Linked DNA regions of Homo sapiens: region 1 is linked to region 2. Evidence: read pairs that join two places in POLR2A ChIA-PET (ENCODE). Cell type or tissue: A673. All regions are shown on one strand. Each heading gives the region's core, and the rest is flanking DNA. Links, peaks and the distances in the headings are about the cores only.

Region 1 (9,684 bases), core at 3,395-5,894, 220 kb before region 2:
CATGCTTGAATATAGTCTATAAATGGAAATGGGTTCAAGTGAAATAGAAATTGCCATAGATTATTGGGAGCTTGGGACTTAACCACTCTGGAGTCCTTCATATCACCTTCAGCAGTGCTTTCAGGAAGGGCTTGCTTGGCCTTTTGTGTGTGACATAAATTAAACAGAAACTAAAAGCTCATAGCACAATCTCTAGCAGCTTAGCAGACTACAGTAATCATTACTTTGTAACACATTTCAGAACATAAGCAAAAAATCTAGCTGGCAAATCATAAAAGATTCCATCTAGGTAAGATAAAATATCAGTTCAAGTTACCTAAAGATAACCACAAGAAGATAGTCCTTGGTGGAAGTAGTTACTGGTTTTGCAAGATCTGCAATAATAAGTTAGACTCTGGCCTAAGAAATATATGTAATGTTTTTCCTTATTCTTCAATTGTCAGCCTTTTAAAAATATATAATTTTTTCCGATTATAAAAATAATAAACTTCCATTGAGTAAAAAAATGAGGAAAATACTGAACAGATTAAATAAGGCTGACTTTAAGATCCACCACTGAGAAATAACTACTGTTAACATTTTACTGTCCATATACAAATGTATTCCTAAATACATTTTATCTCATAGGCTTGCAGTTCTCACCTGTTTCCTCCATTGTTGTTATTTAGGCCATTTTCAACATTTAAACATTATGAGTAATGCTTCAGAGAACATCTTAATGATGATTATTTTGTGTAAACCTTTGTCTGCACTGCTGATGATTTCTTTAAACTAGGTCCTTTAATGTTAAAAATTTTAAATTACAAAGGCAACCCCCCTTAAATAATGTTTTTAACATGGCAGTGTTAACCTAAAGCTGAAAAGACAGACAGAATTACAATTTGGTTGGGGAATTTACCCATGGTGATGGTATCCTAACTCAGGTTTTAGCTTACTTGACTACTTGCAAGTATATTTTTAGAAAGTTGTATTCAAAGCATATTTCCCATTTTCTATTTGGAAATGTTTGCTTAACATTATTTCATAACCATTTTTCCATATTTTTGTACTTATTTATTTCAATTTTTGTTTCATTTTATTTTTGTAGAAACAGGGTCTCACTATGTTGCTCAGGCTGGTCTCAAACTCCTAGGCTCAAGCGATCCTCCTGCCTTGGCCTCCCAAAGTGCTCAGATTACAAGTGTGAGCCACCAGGCCCAATCTATTTTTTTTATTTGTTTATTTTTGAGATAGGGTGTCGCTCCGTTGCCCAGGCTGGAATACTGTGGCATGATCATAGCTCACCGTAACCTCCAGCTCCTGGGCTCAAGTGGTCCTTCCACCTCAGCTTCCTAAGCAGCCAGGGCCACAGGTGCGTGCCACCACTTGTGGCTAATTTTTAAATTTTTCATGGAGGCAGGATCTCACTATGTTGCTCAGGCTGGTCTCAACTCCTGGCCTCAAGCAATGCTCCTGACTCAGCCTCCCAAAGTGCTGAGACTACAAGTGTGAGCCACTACGCCTTGCTGTGTTTTTGTGTTTAGTAGTTATTACTACATGTTAGTAGTTTAGTAGTAACTACTACACTTTCCCTGGCATTGAGCATTGAAGTTGTTTCCACCTTTTTATAATCACATATAATGTGTTATACAGAATATCTCCTTCTCTCTCAGCCTCTTAAGAGAACAATTCTAAATAAGTGGTTTGTGAAAAGTTTGAACTTTAAAAAATTCTAACAGAGAACTGTCCATTTCCCTTCTTAGGATCCTCTAAAAGTATCTTTTTTTTTTTTTTTTTTTTTTTTTTTTCAGATGGAGTCTCACTCTGTCGCCTAGGCTGGAGTGCAGTGGTGCAGTCTCAGCTCACTGCAACCTCCGCCTCCTGGGTTCAAGTGATTCTCCTGCCTCAGCCTCCTGAGTACCTGGGATTACAGGTGCACACCACCACGCCCAGCTGATTTTGGTATTTTTAGTAGAGATAGGGTTTCACCATGTTGGTCAGGCTGGTCTTGAACCCCTGACCTTGAGATCTGCCCATCTCGGCCTCCCAAAGTGCTGGGATTACAGGCGTGAGCCACCGTGCCTGGCCTAAAAGTATCTTTAAAAAACAGATTTAGCTGGATGTGGTGGCTCATTCCTGTAATCCCAGCACTTTGGGAGGCCTAAGTGGGAAGATTGCTTGAGGCCAGAAGTTTGAGACCAGCCTGGGCAGCATAGTGAGACCCCATCTATACAAAACATATGAAAATTTACCCGGGTGCAGTGGCTTGCACCTGTACTCCCAACTACTCGGGAAGCTGAGGCAAGTTCAAGCCCAGGAGTTCAAGGCTACAGTGAGCCATGATTGCGCTACTGCATTCCAGCCTGGGTGACACAGTGAATGAGATCCTGTCTCCAAACAAACAAAAAATGAACTTTATTTAGATATATTTTACATATGATGAAGTATTTTTTTGATGTAGTAGTTTTTCTCACCTTCTTTTTAGTCTTCTCTTTATCCATTTTTCTTTCTGATGAAGAATTCCCTGTGAGTAGGACCCAGAACATAGGCCTTTGTCATTTCAACCCTTCGTTCTCTGAATAGGCTGTTTATTGGCAACATTAACTGGAAACATTTTATGTACAGCATTGGAGTCTCACTCTGTCGCCTCAGCTCACTGCAACCTCCGCCTCCTGGGTTCAAGTGATGTGCACTGTATGAACTGTGAGAGCAAGCATATCATTATAACATTGGACAATGAGCCAAGACAGTTCTGATGGACTTTTGAAGAGGGATTTTTCAAAAAGCATTTAACTCATCATATTAATAAAATAAATCCTATGATTTATGGGAAATTCTGTTGGATCAACTTTGGAAACTGTTTACTATAAAGGTAGCATGCGTAGGCATGAATCTTGATAAGACAAGATTCTGATCCGGGGTTCTGAGTGGGTCCTTATATTCTGCAGAGCTGAACCAGGTGGAATAGGAGGAGAGTTTGGGTAACAGTCAAACACAACATCCAAAATTATGTTGAATGTAGTGGTGAGAGCTATTCCCTTTAAAACTCTCTCTTGGTTCTTCTGACTGTGTCAAGAATACTGTATTTGTTTGGTACTGGTCTGGTTTTTTTTTTTTTTTTTTTGAAATGGAGTCTCAGTCACCCAGGCTGGAGTGCAGTGGCACGATCTCAGCTCACTGCAACCTCTGCCTCCTGGGTTCAAGCAGTTCTCTGCCTCAGCCTCCTGAGTAGCTGGGATTACAGGTGCCTGCCACCATGCCCGGCTAATTTTTGTATTTTTAGTAAAGACGGGGTTTCACCATCTTAGCCATGCTGGTCTTGAACACCTGACCTTGTGATCCACCTGCCTTGGCCTCCCAAAGGGCTGGGACTACAGGCGGGAGCCACCATGCTCGGCCACTAGTCTATTTCTTAACACTTATTAAGCTCCCTTTCAAACCAATGGTGATCAAGCTTAAGGCCTCAGATAAGCTACAGTATTTAGCTAGAATTTAGTAACATTGTTGTCTGTTCTTATATTTATTTTCACAGTTACTTTCTATTTATAACAAGTGATACTGATTTTCCATTCATGGTGGTTATATAAAGTTTCTTTTTAAAATAAACTTTGTGTTAAGCAAAGTAGATTTAAAGAAAAAACGTTAAGTAAATAATAGTACAGGTGATGATAGACATGGCGAAAATTGTCCAGAAACAATCGGATTATTGACATTTAGGACATGCTGGTGTGGAAGAAAGGCCATGGACTTTGGAGCCAGATGGACCTGGTTTCAGCTTGCTTTGCCACTTATTAACTCAGTGTGCCATGTTACTTCCCTGTCTAAGTCTCTGTTTTTTTTCTCCTGCAAATTGGGTCAGGGCAGAGTTACCACTTGTGGGCCAGACGCTTGCTGCCTGTCTTCTTCTAGTCCTCACACGGCCCCAAGCAGCAGGTGTTAGTGATATTCCCATTTTACAGATGAGGAAATCAGCTCCGAGGGGTAAGAAACTTTCACAGAGCCTCAGAACTACGAATGATAGGCTGGGCACAGTGGCTCCCAGCACTTTAGGAGGCCGAGGCAGGTAGAACACCTGAGGTCAGGAATTCGAGACCAGCCTGGCCAACATAGTGAAACCCACGCTCTACTAAAAATACAAAAGTTAGCCGTGCGTGGTGGCAGGCGCCTGTAATCCCAGCTGCTTGGGAAGCTGAGGCAGGAGAATCCCTTGAACCTGGGAGGTGGAAGTTGCAGTGAGCCGAGATCACGCCACTACACTGCAGCCTGGGTGACAGCAAGACTCCATCTCAAAAACAAACAAACAAAACTAGGAATGATAGAGCTGGGTTTCAGTCCCAGGTGTGTCTGAATCTCTTTTTGGCTATTCAGGCTACCTCTGCCTGTTAAATACAGGTTTTGCTATGGCCCTCTGCCCATAGCATTATTCACAATAGCCAAGAGGTAGAAGCAGCCCAAATGTCCGTTAACAGATAAATGGATAAAGAATATGTGGTACAGGCCAGGCGCGATGGCTCACGCCTGTAATCCCAGCACTTTGGGAGGCCAAGGCGGAAGGATTGCTTGAACCCAGGAGTTCCAGACCAGCCTGGGCAATATAGTGAGACCTTGTTTCTATAACAAATAATAATAATAATAAATTAGCTCAGTATGGTGGCATGTACCTGTAGTCTCAGCTACTCAAAAGGCTGAGGTGGGAGGATTGCTTGAGCCTAGGAGTTCAAGGATGCAGTGAGCTGTGATTGCACCACTGCACTCCAGCCTGGGTGTCAGCAAGACTGTGTCTCAAAAAAAAAAAAAAGAAAATATATATAGTGCATACATGGAATGGAATATTATTCAGCCTTAAAAAAGAAGGAAGTTCTGACACATGCTTTAGTATTGATGAACCTTGAGGGCATTGTGCTGAGTGAAATAAGCCAGTCACAAAAGGACAAATACTGTTATGATTCCACTTATCCGAGGTAGCTAGAGTAGACAAAATCATGGAAACATGGTTACCAGGGGCTAAGGAGAGGGGGAAATGGGGAATTGTTCAGTGGTTATAAAGTTTCAGCTTTGCAAGATGAAAAAGTTCTAGAAATGTGTTATACAACAATGTGAATATAGTTAACACTACTGAACTATACACTTAAAATGATTAAGAGGGTAAATTTTATATTATGTGGGGTTTTTTACTGTAATTTTAAAAAAATTTTAAATGATAAGCCATTGGTTAGAGGGTGATTTTTTTTTCATTTGGAAAATCCCAATTATGCATAAAACTAGAATAATGTAATGAATCATGAACCCATTACCCACCTCCAGCAGTTCTCAGCACTTGGCAATCCTATTTTACCTATAACCTTCCATGCACCCCACCCCTGAAAAAGATCCCAGATGGCATATAACTTTATCTGAAAATATTCTTGTTTACCTCTAGAGGATAAGAACTTTCTTTTTAAAATAATAACATTTTTTTACACGTAAAAATAATTTCTTACATTGTCTCATATCCAGTGTTCCAATTTCCTTGATTGTCTTATACATTTTTTTTTTTTTTTTGAGACAGAGTCTCGCTCTGTCACCCGGGCTGGAGTGCAGTGGTGCGATCTAGGCCCACTGCAATCTCTGCCTCCCGGGTTCAAGCAATTCTCCTGCCTCAGCCTCCCAAGTAGCTGGGATTACAGACATGCATGCACCACACCCAACTAATTTTTATATTTTTAGTAGAGACAGGGTTTCACCATGTTAGCTAGGCTGGTCTTGAACTCCTGACCTCGAGTGATGCACCCTCCTCGGCCTCCCAAAGTGCTGGGATTACAGGTGTGAGCCACCGCGCCTCGCCTCATTTTTTTTTTCTTGAGACAGGGTCTCACTGTATCACCCAGGCTTGAGTGCAGTGGTGTAGTCAGAGCTCACTGCTGCCTCAAACTCTTAGGCGGCTCAAGCAAACTCCTGGGCTCAAGTGATCCTCCCAACTTAGCCTCCTGAGTAGCTGGGGCCACAGGCATATACCACCGCACCTGGCTAATTTTTAAAAATTTTTTTGTAGAGACAGGATCTTGCCATCTTGTCCAAGCTGGTCTTGAACTCCTAGGCTCAAGTGATCCTCCCACCTCAGCCTCCCAAAGTGCTGGGATTATGGGTGGTGAACCACCTAGCTTGGTCCTTGTACATTTCTTAACAGTTGGTTTGTTTGAATCAAGATCAAAAAAGGAGCTGGACGTAGTGGCTCACCATGGTGGCTGGTATTACATGATGGACCTGTAATACCAGCAGTTTGGGAGGCCTAAGTGGGAGAATCACATGAAGCCAAGAGTTTGAGACCAGCCTGTGCAACAAAGCAAGACCCCCCCCAACTTCTACAAACAATTTTAAAAATTAGTCCAGGCATGGTGGCTCATGCCTGTAATCCTAGCACTTTGGGAGGCTGAGGTGGGTGGATCACTTGAGGTCAGGTGTTTGAGACCAGCCTGGCCAACACGGTGAAACCTCGTCTCTACTAAAAATAGAAAAAAAAAAAAAAAAAAAAAAAGAAAAGTCGGGTCCAGTGGCGCACGCCTGTAGTCCCAGCTACTCTGGAGGCTGAGGTGGGACGATTGCTTGAGCGAGGAGTTCGAGGCTGCAGTAAGCTGAGATTCTGCCACTGCACTCCAGCCTGGGCAACAGAGCAAGACCTTGGCTCTTGAAAAACAACAGAATGTGAAGACCTTGACTCTTAAAAAACAATAGAATGTGTACAACAGTCCTACCTCTGGGAGTGGATCCTACCAACTACTCCCACTTACCCTAAAGGTATATATGTTCAGTATAGCCACTGCAGTACTGTTTGCAGTAGCAAATGACCAGAGACCATCAGAAGGTCCCTCAATAAGGGACTGACTGATCAAAGACATTTTTTGGCTGGGCGCAGTGGCTCATGACTGTAATCCCAGCACTTTGGGAGGCCAAGGCAGGCGGAACACCTGAGGTCAGGAGTTCAAGACCAGCCTGGCCAACATGGCAAAACCCCGTCTCTACAAAAAATAAAAAATTAGTTGGATGTGGTGGGGTGTGCTTATAGTCCCAGGTACTTGGGAGTCTGAGGTGGGAAGATTGCTTGACCCCAGGAGGTTGACGTTGCAGTGAGCTGTGATTGTGCCACTGCACTCCAGCCTGGGCAACTGAGACTCTGTCTCAAAATAAATGAGTGAATGAATGAATGAATGAAAGGAAGTAAGACAGAAAAGAAAGGAAAAAGAAGCAGCTAAGCATGGTGTCTGATGCCTGTAATCCCATACTTTGGGAGGCTGAGAGACGGAAGGATCACTTGAGCCAGGAGTTTGAGACCAGCCTGGGGACCAGCCTGGGCAACATAGTGAGACATTTGTCTCTACAAAAAATAAAAACAAAATTAGGTTTGGTGGCATGTACCTGTAGTCCCAGCTACTGAGGAGGTTGAGGTGGGAAGACTACCTGAGCCCAGGAGGTTGAGGCTATGGCGAGCCAACATCATGCCACTGCACTCCAGCCTGGAGTGCAGAGCAAGAGTCTGTCTCAAAAAAACAAACAAAGAAAACAACACAAAATGAGTTGGGGGGCGGGGAGAAGGAGTTCTCCAAGATTTATATAGGAAGAAGTACAGTGGTATATAGTATACTGCTACTTGAGTTAAAAAGGTTTAAAAGCAAAAGATGAAGATGAAGGAGCAATGCAGATATGTTAGGAAGATTTACATGTTCACTGTACACTCTGTACAGCTTGAATTGCGTTAATCTTTGCATAGACATACACATGTATATATGCGTATATATCAGGTGTTTTAAAAATATATGGGTTTATATATGGGTTTTAAAATAAGACAAATCTGGTTTTGAATCCTGACTCTTCCACTTAATTGTCGTGTAACCTTGGGCAAATTAATTTCCCTGAGTCTCTGATCCTTATTCTTTAAATGAGGCTAATGCCTGCCTTCCTCCCAAGGTGATTTTGAGGATTAAAAGAGGACTCACATTAAGCTCTTGGTATACTGTGAGTTGTGACTATTGAATACAATAAAACCCAAGAACTGCATTGATTCTGAATAGTAGGTGTTGTCCAACAGACTTGAATATATTTTTGAATGTATTTTATGTTTTACAATTGAATGCCAAAAAGAGTTTCTTTTCTTCTTTCCCTGCCTAAATAAATGCTTTGTTTGCCTCTTTGTGTCATCAAATGACAGAGAGTACATGGCGCCAGTTTGAATTCAGGGCAGGCATTTATTGTCCTTGTTACTTGACTGTGACGTTTTTAGGTTTCTTTCCGGAGAACTAGCGTGTCTTCTTCAGACATTTAAGCTGAAATCAAAGTTCTGGACTTTTCTCCAAAGAAAACATTGCTTTATTGCTTCCCCCACCTTAATTATAAAAATCAAAATACATGCACCCATCAAAAAATACAAAGAAAGCAAAAAAATAGCCTGCAGGCGCACCACCCTAGAGGTCAATATTACCTGCATTTCATGAGTATTTATTAGTACTTTTCAATGTTAAAAGCTAAGCATTTAACATTCATTAGTTTATTTAATCCTCAGAACAGTTCTTTAAGGGAGATATTGCTATTAACCATACTTGGTGGAAGAAGAAACTGTGACTTAGTTTCTTGAGATTTTATAGCTAGTAAATGGCAGAGCAGAAATTCAAAGCCAGACCTGCTGAACACCTCAGCTCATGCTTTTAACAATGTCTTTACTCTGTGTTCCCCAAATCTGCATCTGCACATGTGCCTGTACACATAAACATTAACTGTATCATAGTAATTCTGTTTAGTAGCCTTTTTCTTCACTCAGCAATATGTCTTGAATATTGCCCATATCTAAATACCTAGAGGTTTGTTGCCATTTTTAATGACTTCATAGTTTCCCATTGTAGAGATGTGCCATAATCTAACCACTCCCTTATTGATGAGCATTTAAGTGCTTAGAGGTGGTGATGTGACAAACACAAATTGTGTATTACATTGTTGCACATGTATTTAGTTACTCAATTATGTCCTTAAAATAATTCCAAGAAATGGAATTGCTGTTTCAAGGGAGTATTCACATTTAGAGTTTTGGTACTGATTGCCTGACTGCCCTCAAGTATGTTGTGCCAATTTGAGATGCTGTGGCTCTTATATGTTCTTTCTGTAAGGGACATTTTGAAACTTTTTAGACAGTTCACGCAACTGTTTGGCTTACAAAAAAGGTGACGCCCCCCGCCCCCTTTTTTTTTTCTTTTGTGACAGAATCTCGCTCTGTCGCCCAGGCTGGAGTGCAGTGGTGCGATCTCAGCTCACTGCAAGCTCCGCCTCCCGGGTTCACACCATTCTCCTGCCTCAGCCTCCTGAATAGCTGGGACTACAGGTGCCCGCCATCATGCCCAGCTAATTTTTTTGTATTTTTAGTAGAGACGGGGTTTCACCGTGTTAGCCAGGATGGTCTCGATCTCCTGAGATCGTGATCCACCCGCCTCAGCCTCCCGAAGTGCTGGGATTACAGGTGTGAGCCACCACGCCTGGCTGACCTTATGTTTACAAATAATGCCTGTAATAACAACAGAATATATTTCATTACTTTCTTATTTGACGTCTATGCTCTAAATGCTTTTTAGAGCCGTCACTGCATGACTTGCTACATTTACCTTAGAAAGTTAAAAATTCTAGTGCTGTGGACCTAATAGAAACTGTTTTACGAAGCTTCATCATAAATTTAGGATAAGTAGGTCC
Region 2 (9,684 bases), core at 3,208-5,707:
CTCACGCCTGTAATCCCAGCACTTTGGGAGGCTGAGGTGGGTAGATCACGAGGTCAGTAGATCGAGACCATCCTGGCTAACACAGTGAAACCCTGTCTCTAATAAAAATACAAAAAATTAGCCAGGTGTCATGGCGGGCGCCTGTAGTCCCAGCTACTCGGGAGGCTGAGGCAGGAGAATGGTGTGTACCCAGGAGATGGAGCTTGCAGTGAGCCAAGATCGTGCCACTGCACTCCAGCCTGGGTGACAGAGTGAGACTCCATCAAAAAAAAAAAAAGAAAGAAAGAAAGAAAAAAACATCTCAAAACCTCTGCAGCTGCTTTTTTTTTTTTGACTGAGTCTTGCTCTGTCGCCAGGCTGGAGTGAAGTGGCATGATCTCTGCTCACTGCAACCTCTGCCTCCCAGGTTCAAGTGATTCTCCTGCCTCAGCCTCTGAGTAGCTGGGACTACAAGCACGTGCCACCATGCCCAGCTAATTTTTGTATTTTTAGAAATGGAGTTTCCTCATGTTGGCCAGGATGGTCTCGATCTCTTGACCTTGTGATACACTCGCTTCAGCCTCCCAAAGTGCTGGGATTACAGGCGTGAGCCACTGCACCGGCCACCTCTGCTTCTTTAAGAGACCATCAAAGGTCACACACATTGAGCCACAGCAGGAGACAAGGCCATGTTTCCATTCTGCTATTACTCCTCTGAACTCCCAGTTCACCTGGGCTGCAGGGCAGCCTGAGGAAGGAAAGAAGGGAATCATCACTGCTATCAGGCTCCTAAACATGGAGCCTAAGTCAGTTAGACTTAAACAGGTTGTCTAAGTCAGTACTCTTGGGTTCTCCATGGTAAGAACCCCATGAGTCAGCACTGTTTGAGTAAGTGACAGTCTCTCACAGTAACCCATTAACACTCCTTCTCCTTTGTGTCTGCCCATATTTTGGGGGTCTTTCTGGGCAGGGGGGAGATTGAGAGGGTTCATAAGAAAGAGAAAAGATAATGATTAAAAAGTAAATGTAGTTAGCCAAAAAAGTGGAAACAACCCAAATGTCCATGAACAGATAAATGCAGTAAACAAAATGTGGTTAATACAAATACAATAAACAAAATGTATGGTTAATACAATGAAATATTATTGTCATAAAAAGGAATAAAGTTGGTCAGGCGCAATAGCACACATGCCTGTAATCCCAGCACTTTGGGAGGCTGAGATGGGCAGATCGCTTGAGTTCCAGACCAGCCCAGACAACATGGCGAAACCACATCTCTACAAAAAAAAATACAAAAATTAGCTAGATGTGGTGGTGCTCACCTGTGGTCTCAGATACTCAGGAGGCTGAGGTGGGCAGATTGAGCCCGGGAGGGCAAGGCTGCAGTGAACTGTGATCGTGTCACTGCACTCCAGCCTGGGTGACAGAGTGAGACCCTGTCTCAAAAAACTAACAAAAAGGAATAAAGTTCTGACACATGCTACCACATGGATGAACCTTGAAGACATGATGCACAAAAGGACAAAAGGACATCTGATTCCACTGACATGAGGTGCCTAAAAGAGCCAACTGCACAGAGAGAAAGCAGAATAGAGGTTACCAGGGCTGGGGGAGGGGAGGAAGGGGAATTATTGCTTAATGGGTACAGAGTTTCTGTTTCGGGTGATGAAAAAATTTTGGAAATAGATAGTTGGTGATGGTTGTGCAACATTGTGAATATACTCAATGCCACTCAATTATATACTTAAACGTGGTTAAAATGGCACATTTTAGGTTTTATATATTTATCACAGTTTTCTTAAAAAAATGAATGTGGAGAGTTTTTCAGGGTGGGCTTGTTTCCTTCTCCATTTAGGGGGATGGAAGCCTGAGAAAGTTCCTGCTGGAAATCTGAACCTTGATCCCTAGTGCTGACTGAGGAAGCGCTCTCTCCTGGGCCTGGCTTCCAAGGAGGGGGCTTCCTCGGAGTCCTGGCCTCCTTCTCCTCTGTTCCCCAAACTGGCTCCAGCCTCCCCTGGCCCCAGGTCCTGCTCCAGCTGTTACCTCTCAGCTTCCCTCACCCAGGCCCTCTCTGCTTGCCCAAGCCAGGCATTTTAAAAATAAGCCAGGCCCGGCACGGTGGCTCACACTTGTAATCCCAGCACTTTGGGAGGCCGAGGAGGGCGGATCACCTGAGGTCAGGAGTTCAAGACCAGCCTGACCAACATGGAGAAACCCCATCTCTACTAAAAATACAAAATTAGCCGGGCGTGGTGGTGCGTGCCTGTAATCTCAGCTATTCAGGAGGCTGAGGCAGGAGCACCGCTTGAACCCAGGAGGCAGAGGTTGCAGTGAGCCGAGATCGCGCCATTGCACTCCAGCCTGGGCAACAAGAGCAAAACTCCATCTCCAAATAAATAAATAAATAAGCCAGTGCCTCTGAACTTCCTGGCACTAGCCCCTTCTGTTTTCTGTCCCAGGTGACAGCTCTGTGGCTGCTGTTTTGTCCCCTCTACTAAGAAGAGCTCACTGTCTGTGAAGGGGTCTGCTCCTCCTCACCTGCCCTCCAGGACCCAAGGAAAATTCTGGGCCAGGACAGAACAGTAGAGGAGAGGGAGGCAGAGGTTAATGGGGGCAAGCTAGAACCTCCATCACGTGGGCTCAGACAATGGAGCTGCACCACTTCACACACTGCTGTGAGGACCATTAAAACCATTAGCGGGACATTAGCTCTGCTCCAGGAACTGCAGAGAGGGAGGCAAGGGAGGTGCCCACAGTCCTCCAGAGGTGAGCCCTGAGCCTCTCTGGGCCTCGGCTTCCTCTGGGTGGGAGAAGGAGCACAGTTGTCTCTCTGCTTCCACAGCTAATTTCTACAAGGGGCCTGAAATCTTCCTTCCCTGCCCCTTCCAAGAAGATGGCTCAGTCCTCTGTGCAACTAAATACAATTTCCATTTTATATCTTTTTAAGAGTATTCCCAAATAAAAAAACTCTTTGATCAGACCACACTCCACTATTTTCTGCTCAGTGTGGCCACTTTGATGACAGCTCTTGGGGTCTGTGTCTTAGGCTGGAGGTGCCGAGAGGGTGGAGTCTAACCCCCATAGCGGTGCCTTGTACATTGAGGACACTATAAATATTGGGTGCACTGAACCAGACTTCAAGAAGAATCTTTCTTCTTTCTGTGAATCTTGTTATTGAATTTTCATATTATCTAATACCCTCTGCAGAGAAGGACTCATTTTCTAGCATATTAATCTGATACAACTGGCCTACAAGTAACATGATTCTGTCCAGCCCTCAAGAAAATCCCACCACCTGCATTTTGATCAAAGCAAAGTGAGGGAAAATGTTCTCCTTATCTTACCATTTGTCTCTTGGATACGTGATGTTGGAAATAAACAGATTATTGAGATTTTTTCTTACCCAAAGTTTTCAGATATAGAGCTTTGTTCAGCATTAATAAAATATTTATCCTGGCCGGGCACAGTGGCTCATGCCTGTAATCCCAGCACTTTGGGAGGCTAAGGCAGGTGGATCATGAGGTCAGGAGTTCGAGATCAGCCTGGCCAACAGAGTGAACCATGTCTCTACTAAAAATACAAAAAAAAAGTAGCCAGGCCTAGTGGCGGCCTCCTGTAATCCCAGCTACTCGGGAGGTAGAGGCAGGAGAAATGCTCGAACCTGGGAAGTGGAGGTTGCAGTGAGCCGAGATCGCACCACTGCATTCCAGCCAGGGTGACGGTGTGAGACTACATCTCAAAATAAATAAATAAAATAAAATAAAACAAAATATTTATCCTGGTTACCGGTTACTTTAGAATTGGATTTATTTTCCATGTAACCTGCATTAGAAATTTGCAAACACTACAGATGTCCTCTTTTGGCATTTTGTGGTCAGAGTGATGAAATGAAACCACTCTCAAAGCCTTGTCTTGGGACATCGGATTTGACAGCAGCCGAACCTGTCCTGCGGCTGTGTTTGGATGGTGGGGAGTCATTCGCCCACCCTGGCCTGCCTTTGCTGCACAGGAAATAAGCTAGTAATTCAAGTATATGTATTTTTAGTTCTAACTCAAGCTGAAGAATCAAAGACTGCTGGGTCCTTGGCCCTTCCTTGATGCTGCAGATAAATAATCTGGTGAGCCATGTGATTTCATCTTGCGCCACGTGCCCAGCCATAAAACAGGGATAACGGCACTGCCTAAGAGGCTGAGGCCTTGAGAGCTCATTGCTTTGCATGGAGTGCTGAAGACTGACAGATGAAGGGCTCTAGGCATGAGGCGGGAGGCTGCTTCACCTGCCAGGTGGTGAAAGGCAGGCCTGAACTTCCATCTCCTGCCGCACTCAGAAGAAGCTGGCTACATTCAGAGGCCCCCACCTGGAAACTACTAATGAAGCTGAGGAAGTCACATCCAGCCCCACTGTAAGCAGAGGCCACCTCGATCTTGGCCCTGCCCCAGCTGGACTCCCAGAACACCCTGGAGACAAATGCCCTCCACAGTCCTTTCTTCCTTTGGGAGCTACCAGAGCCTCACCAGGGCAATTCCTGCATCTCAGGTCATGAACTTCGGTTCATCCCCTGATACTCATCAGGTGCTTATGCACACAACACTGTGCTTTCCCCCTTTTGCTTCGGCAACAGAACTCCTCACATTCTCTGCTGCAGCCACACCAGCCCCTCAAATCTCTTGAAGGCTTGGTCCTCCCTTGAGCCACAAGGCCTTTGCATAAGCTGTTCCCTTGGCCTGGAACTCTCTTCCCCTCAGATTCCACTCTCAGCTGAAGCTCCCTTTCTGAGGCACAGCTTCCCTGACCCCTGCCTCAGTCCACCCTCCAAGCCCACCCTAAGTACCCCCAGTGCCACGTGTCCTTCTGCACCATGGCAATGCCCCACTGATCACTTCCTCCATTGTTTATCACTGCCTGCTGTGAGCTGGGCATTTGTGTGGGATCCTCTGGCTGGTGTCTGTCTCCCCTAGATCAGAAGAAAATACAGGGATGCCAGCCGGAATCTCAGCACTTTGGGAGGCCTAGGCAGGCAGATTGCTTGAGCCCAGGAGTTCGAGACCAGCCTGGCCAACATGAGGAAACCCTGTCTCTACAAAAAATACAAAAAATTAGCAGGTGTGGTGGCAGGTGCCTGTAACCCCAGCTACTCGGGAGGCTGAGGCAGGAGAATCACTTGAACCCAGGAGGCAGAAGCTACAGTGAGCCGAGATTGGGCCACTGCACTCCAGCCTGGGTGGCAGAGTGAGACTCTGCCTCAAAAAAAAAAAAAAAAAAAAAAAGAAAAGAAAGAAAATCTAGGGGTACTGCTGTTTCTGTAAATCCTCAGAGCCTGGCTCACAGAACAGAGCTCCATAAATATTTGTGGAATGACTGAATCCTCGTTAAAGCACCTAACCCATAGTCTTAACTCCCCTCCTTCCATTGACGCAAGTGAAGATACAGTTAGGATTTTTAACCAGATCAAATATCTGATTTGTTAGTGAGAGATCGCAACTTGCACGACACTGACCACTACTGGTTCTAGTGGTGACCTGGATTTAGTGCCATTCTGTATGAAACAAAACCAGGGGGCTGTGCTTCCGGCTGTTTGTGCGGTTTTGTGCTTCATTCTTCATGGGCACAGATGAGCACGGTGATAACAGTGTTTACGAAGCCAGGTGCCGGAGACAGTGAGGATGGCTACAGGAAAGAAAGGCCACAGATTGCTCTTCAGTGGCAGTGAGAGGAGACCTAATGCAGAGGCTGCACAGTGGTGCTGGGATTCTATAACCAACAACAAAAGCAACACCCTCATTACCGACACTCCTGCAGCTCAAACTACTTTGCCTTTGTGCGTTGGAAACCCAACCCAAGCCCATTTTCCCCACTGGAATTATTTGTGATGATGTGAAGTTTTTGGAGATGCAACCATCCCAGAACAGGCACGCTCAGATGAGAAGACGTGGGAGACACAGTTCTAGCAAACAGTTCTACCGCTCAGAGCAAAGCCTACGTCACACAGCCTCTAGGGTCTGGGCACAGTGTGGGGACAGGAGGGCTGGCCGCCCTGCCTCTTGAAAGGAATACGCAGCTCTGCAGGTTCAAGCCACCCAGCTGAAGTCCTCAAACTGGGTAACACGGGCCAAGATGCCACCTGCACGTGTCCTGCTACATCACCATGGATCTGGCCAAGGAGCCACCACCCCCTCGGAGCACGCATGCTGGGGTTGTCAAGGAGACCAGTGCACAGGACGGCCGCACCCAGGGCTGGAGACCGGCAGCGCAGGACAGCTGCATCCAGGGCTGGAAGACAGACTCGAGTTCTGACCCATCTTTCAATGGGAGAGAAAGAATCCAATCCCCTGCTAGGGCCACAAGGACATGATGGGTTTGGATGCCATAAGAGATGAGAACACTCCAAGCTGAAGGCAAGAAGTGATTACCCTGGTTTTAGGCAGTGGTTGGGGGGTGGAGGTGGAGGGGAACTCACCTAGTCCTTCTTTGAAAGACAGTCAGGCTACGTGCTTTGCAAAGGGTTAGGAGGTGGACTGTGTGGGAAGGCAGGCGAGAGGGAGTTTCTTTTCATAGCCTGTTTCCATGGTGTCTCACGGCCCTTGGCAAACCCCAGCTGGGGAGGCTTGGACGGCCAGGAGGCCCCAGGTCCACCCTCCAAGGACTATCCCCTAGTCCTCTGGGCCCCAAGAGTGACAGAGGCCACAGGCAGGCGGCTACTCTCTCTTGCCTCCCTGGGGGAAGGTGGCAAGAGGCCAGCGATAAAGGGCAGAGCAGAGAAAGAACAACTCCAGGGGCCAGGGCTGCGGCTCCCTCCCTTCCACGTCCCCTCCTCCCCCTCCTCCCACGAGCCCACCCAAGGGGAAAGTTTTCTCCCTGAAGACCTGCAGGGCTGTCTGCACAGGAGACCCTCTCACGAGAAACACATTCTTGCCTCCCGCCTCTCCGCCTGGACAACCCAGATAACCAGATAAGGGCCTCTTTGATTTCCCGTGTGTTTACACAAGCTGTGGCCCCAAGTCTTGGAAAGAATCAACCACCGCCAGGCAAGTCAGGACGCCTCCAGGTGGGGTGAGGGGAGACGGCCGCCTTACCTGCTCCTGGGAATTCATCACTCGAAGCTTCATCTGCTTCAGGTAGGTGGAGGTGAGGGGCATGTTGTAATCAATAATCCCAGAGACCAGTGGAGATGGAGGCTCGTTTTCTGGCAGAAAGAACAAAAGGAAAGCCCTTTCAGTCTGTGCTGCGGGCCTGTTGCCCACATGGAGCATTTAACAGAGCCCGTGGAAGAGGAAGCCACCTTGGAGGAGAAGGGACAGGTCAGAGGTCGCAGACTCTGTGGCTCACCCACATCTGGCCCAGAGATGTGGACTGCATGGTGTCAAAAATATTTTTTTTTTATTAAATGCCAGTGTTCTATTTAGAGATTTCACACGTTAAAAAACAATGAGGCCGGGCGTGCTGGCTCATGCCTGTAATTCCAGCACTTTGGGAGGCCAAGGCAGGAGGATCCCTTGAGCCCCAGGAGGGGACACAGGCCCCAGGAGTTCGAGACCAGCCTGGGCAACACAGGGAGATCTCGTCTTTACAAATAATAAAATAAATTAGCCAGACGTGGTGGTGTGTGCCTGTAGTCCTAGCTACATAGGAGGCTGAAGTGGGAGGATCGCTTGAGGCCAGGTGGTCAAGGCTGCAGTCTGCAGTGAGCTGTGATGGCACCACTGCACTCCAGCCTCAGCAACAGAGTGAGAATCTATCTCTAAAAAACAAACAAAAAAACCCAGCAAACCCACCCCCACAACACACACACACGTTTATAGGAATTTTTGGCTTCTTTGAAGAACATAAGGTCTGGCCACATGGGGCCCCCACTCCCGAAGGCAAGCAACCACTGCCACTTCAGCAGCCACTTCTTTTAGACAGGGTGTGTGGCTCCCATTTTGCCACAGTCCCCACCACTCCTTATCATATTGCACAGCTTTGCTCATTTGCAAGTATCAATTATGATACTTGCCAGACCCTTGAAGGCATCTGTGTTTCCAACCACTGTCTAAGTCAGTTATCTTCCAGGTGAACACATGCCACTCTCACCTCACCCAATCCCGCCACCCCATAGCATCCCCCAAAAACATCCTCAGGTGCCTTATGCCTCCCAGGTCTGAGCCAGGCCTTCAGTAGCCCCCAAATTCTGGTTCCTCCTTCATCATATGCAGAGGAACATTCTCCTCCCATTTATTCCTTTGTTGTCCTGAAGATCAAAGTGATGCATGTTCTTTTTGCAGAGAATTTGCAAAGTACAGAAAGATGTAAAGAAAAAATTTAAAAACCATAATTGCACCACGCAGCTTGGCATATGCTTCTGTTTATTTTTTCCCTGTGATTTTTCTTTTTTACACATGATCTCATAATGCATACAGAGAATTCCAGTCTGCTTTTAAAAAGTTTTTTTTTCCTTAACATTTTGTCATAGGTATTTTCCCCAACATCAAGAATCTTATTTTGCTTTGTAAGTAGAATTTTTATGGCCATGTAATATTTTACCATAATTTGCTTAAGTCATTCTCTAACGATTGGCTATTTAGGTTGTTCCCATTGGGGCTATTATAAACAACACTGCAGGGGACATCTTTGTGCATAAATATTGCTCCGTATTTCTGATCTTATTTCTTGCCTTTTTGGAACAGATTACAAGAAATTAAAAGGTAGGGACATAATTTGATAACCATTAAAATCTCTGACCAAGCTGCTGTAGGAATTGTTTCAATTACTTGTTACCTGGCCTCCTCCTCCTTCTTCCAAGGACTTCAGGCCAGATTCATTTTGCCCCAGCCTTTTAATCAAAAGGTGCCCCTGGTACATAGTCCCACTGATGGGCTGGGATTTCCATAGCGTGAGGAAAAGTGGGAGCAACTTCCAGACCAAGTGCCCTCTACCATCACAAGGAGGCCCAAGAGACAGGCTGCAGGGTGACAGGGCCGAGGTCCAGGAGGACCAGAGGATATCCGGGGGTGACTTATAATACCTGCCCCTCAAGAGCCATAGCCCAAAAGGGTCCCTGCAACCTTGAAAACGCGATACCAAGGGCAAGAAGCCAGACATAAAACGACAACCACTGTATGATTCTACTTACACGAAATACTTAGAATAGGCAAATTCAAAGAGACAGAAAGTAACTCGAGGTTACTGGGGACTGGTGGCTGAGGGAATGGGACGTTATTGCTTAATGGGTACAGAGTTTCTGTTTAGGGTGATGAAAAAGTTTTGGAAATAGATAGTGGTGATGATTGCTCAACAGTGTGAATATAATATCTTTAAAATGGAACGATTAAGCCGGGCACGGTGGCTCACGCATGTAATCCCAGCACTTTGGGAGGCAGAGGCAGGAGGACTGCTTGACCCCAGGAGTTCAAGGCCAGCCTGGGAAACATAGTGAGTCCCTCGTCTCTACTAAAAGGTAAAAATGTTAGCTGGGTGTGGTGGCACGTGCCTGAAGTCCCAGCTACTCGGGAGGCTGAGGTGGGAGGATCACCTGAGCCCAGGACGTTGAGGCAGCACTGCGATCCAGCCTGGGTGACAGAGACTGTGTCTCAACAACAACAACAGAAACAAACAAACAAAATTATTAAAAAGGCAAGTTTTTGTGCTGTAAATGTTTTACCATAATTTAAAAAGGAAAAAAAGTCTGCCAACAAGCGGTGAAGTTACCCAAAGAGGACAAGGGAAGT

Evidence for each region. Peaks named below come from ENCODE experiments on the same cell type or tissue, not always from the same donor. Only the 100,000 strongest peaks of a DNase experiment are listed, where the experiment ranks them.
Region 1: POLR2A ChIA-PET joins it to region 2 with 16 read pairs; 4 of 35 experiments call an interaction of 5 or more read pairs at or near these places.

Annotation. Positions count from the first base shown.
Region 1 is chr20:32,286,114-32,295,797 of GRCh38, forward strand. All of the region lies in intron 1 of KIF3B (kinesin family member 3B), which reads left to right. Among named protein-coding and RNA genes, the nearest start is that of KIF3B, 13 kb to the left of the region's middle. In A673, for the core only: no CTCF peak of the experiment used is centred there; no DNase peak of the experiment used is centred there.
Region 2 is chr20:32,504,294-32,513,977 of GRCh38, forward strand. It overlaps NOL4L (nucleolar protein 4 like), which reads right to left. Exons shown (of 11, transcript NM_001256798.2): 4 at 7,054-7,163. It overlaps LOC101929698 (a long non-coding RNA gene), which reads left to right and starts at 5,666. Exons shown (of 3, transcript NR_110619.1): 1 at 5,666-6,375; 2 at 6,922-7,095. RefSeq lists enhancers at 1,608-2,290, 2,291-2,972 and a silencer at 6,685-7,080. In A673, for the core only: no CTCF peak of the experiment used is centred there; no DNase peak of the experiment used is centred there.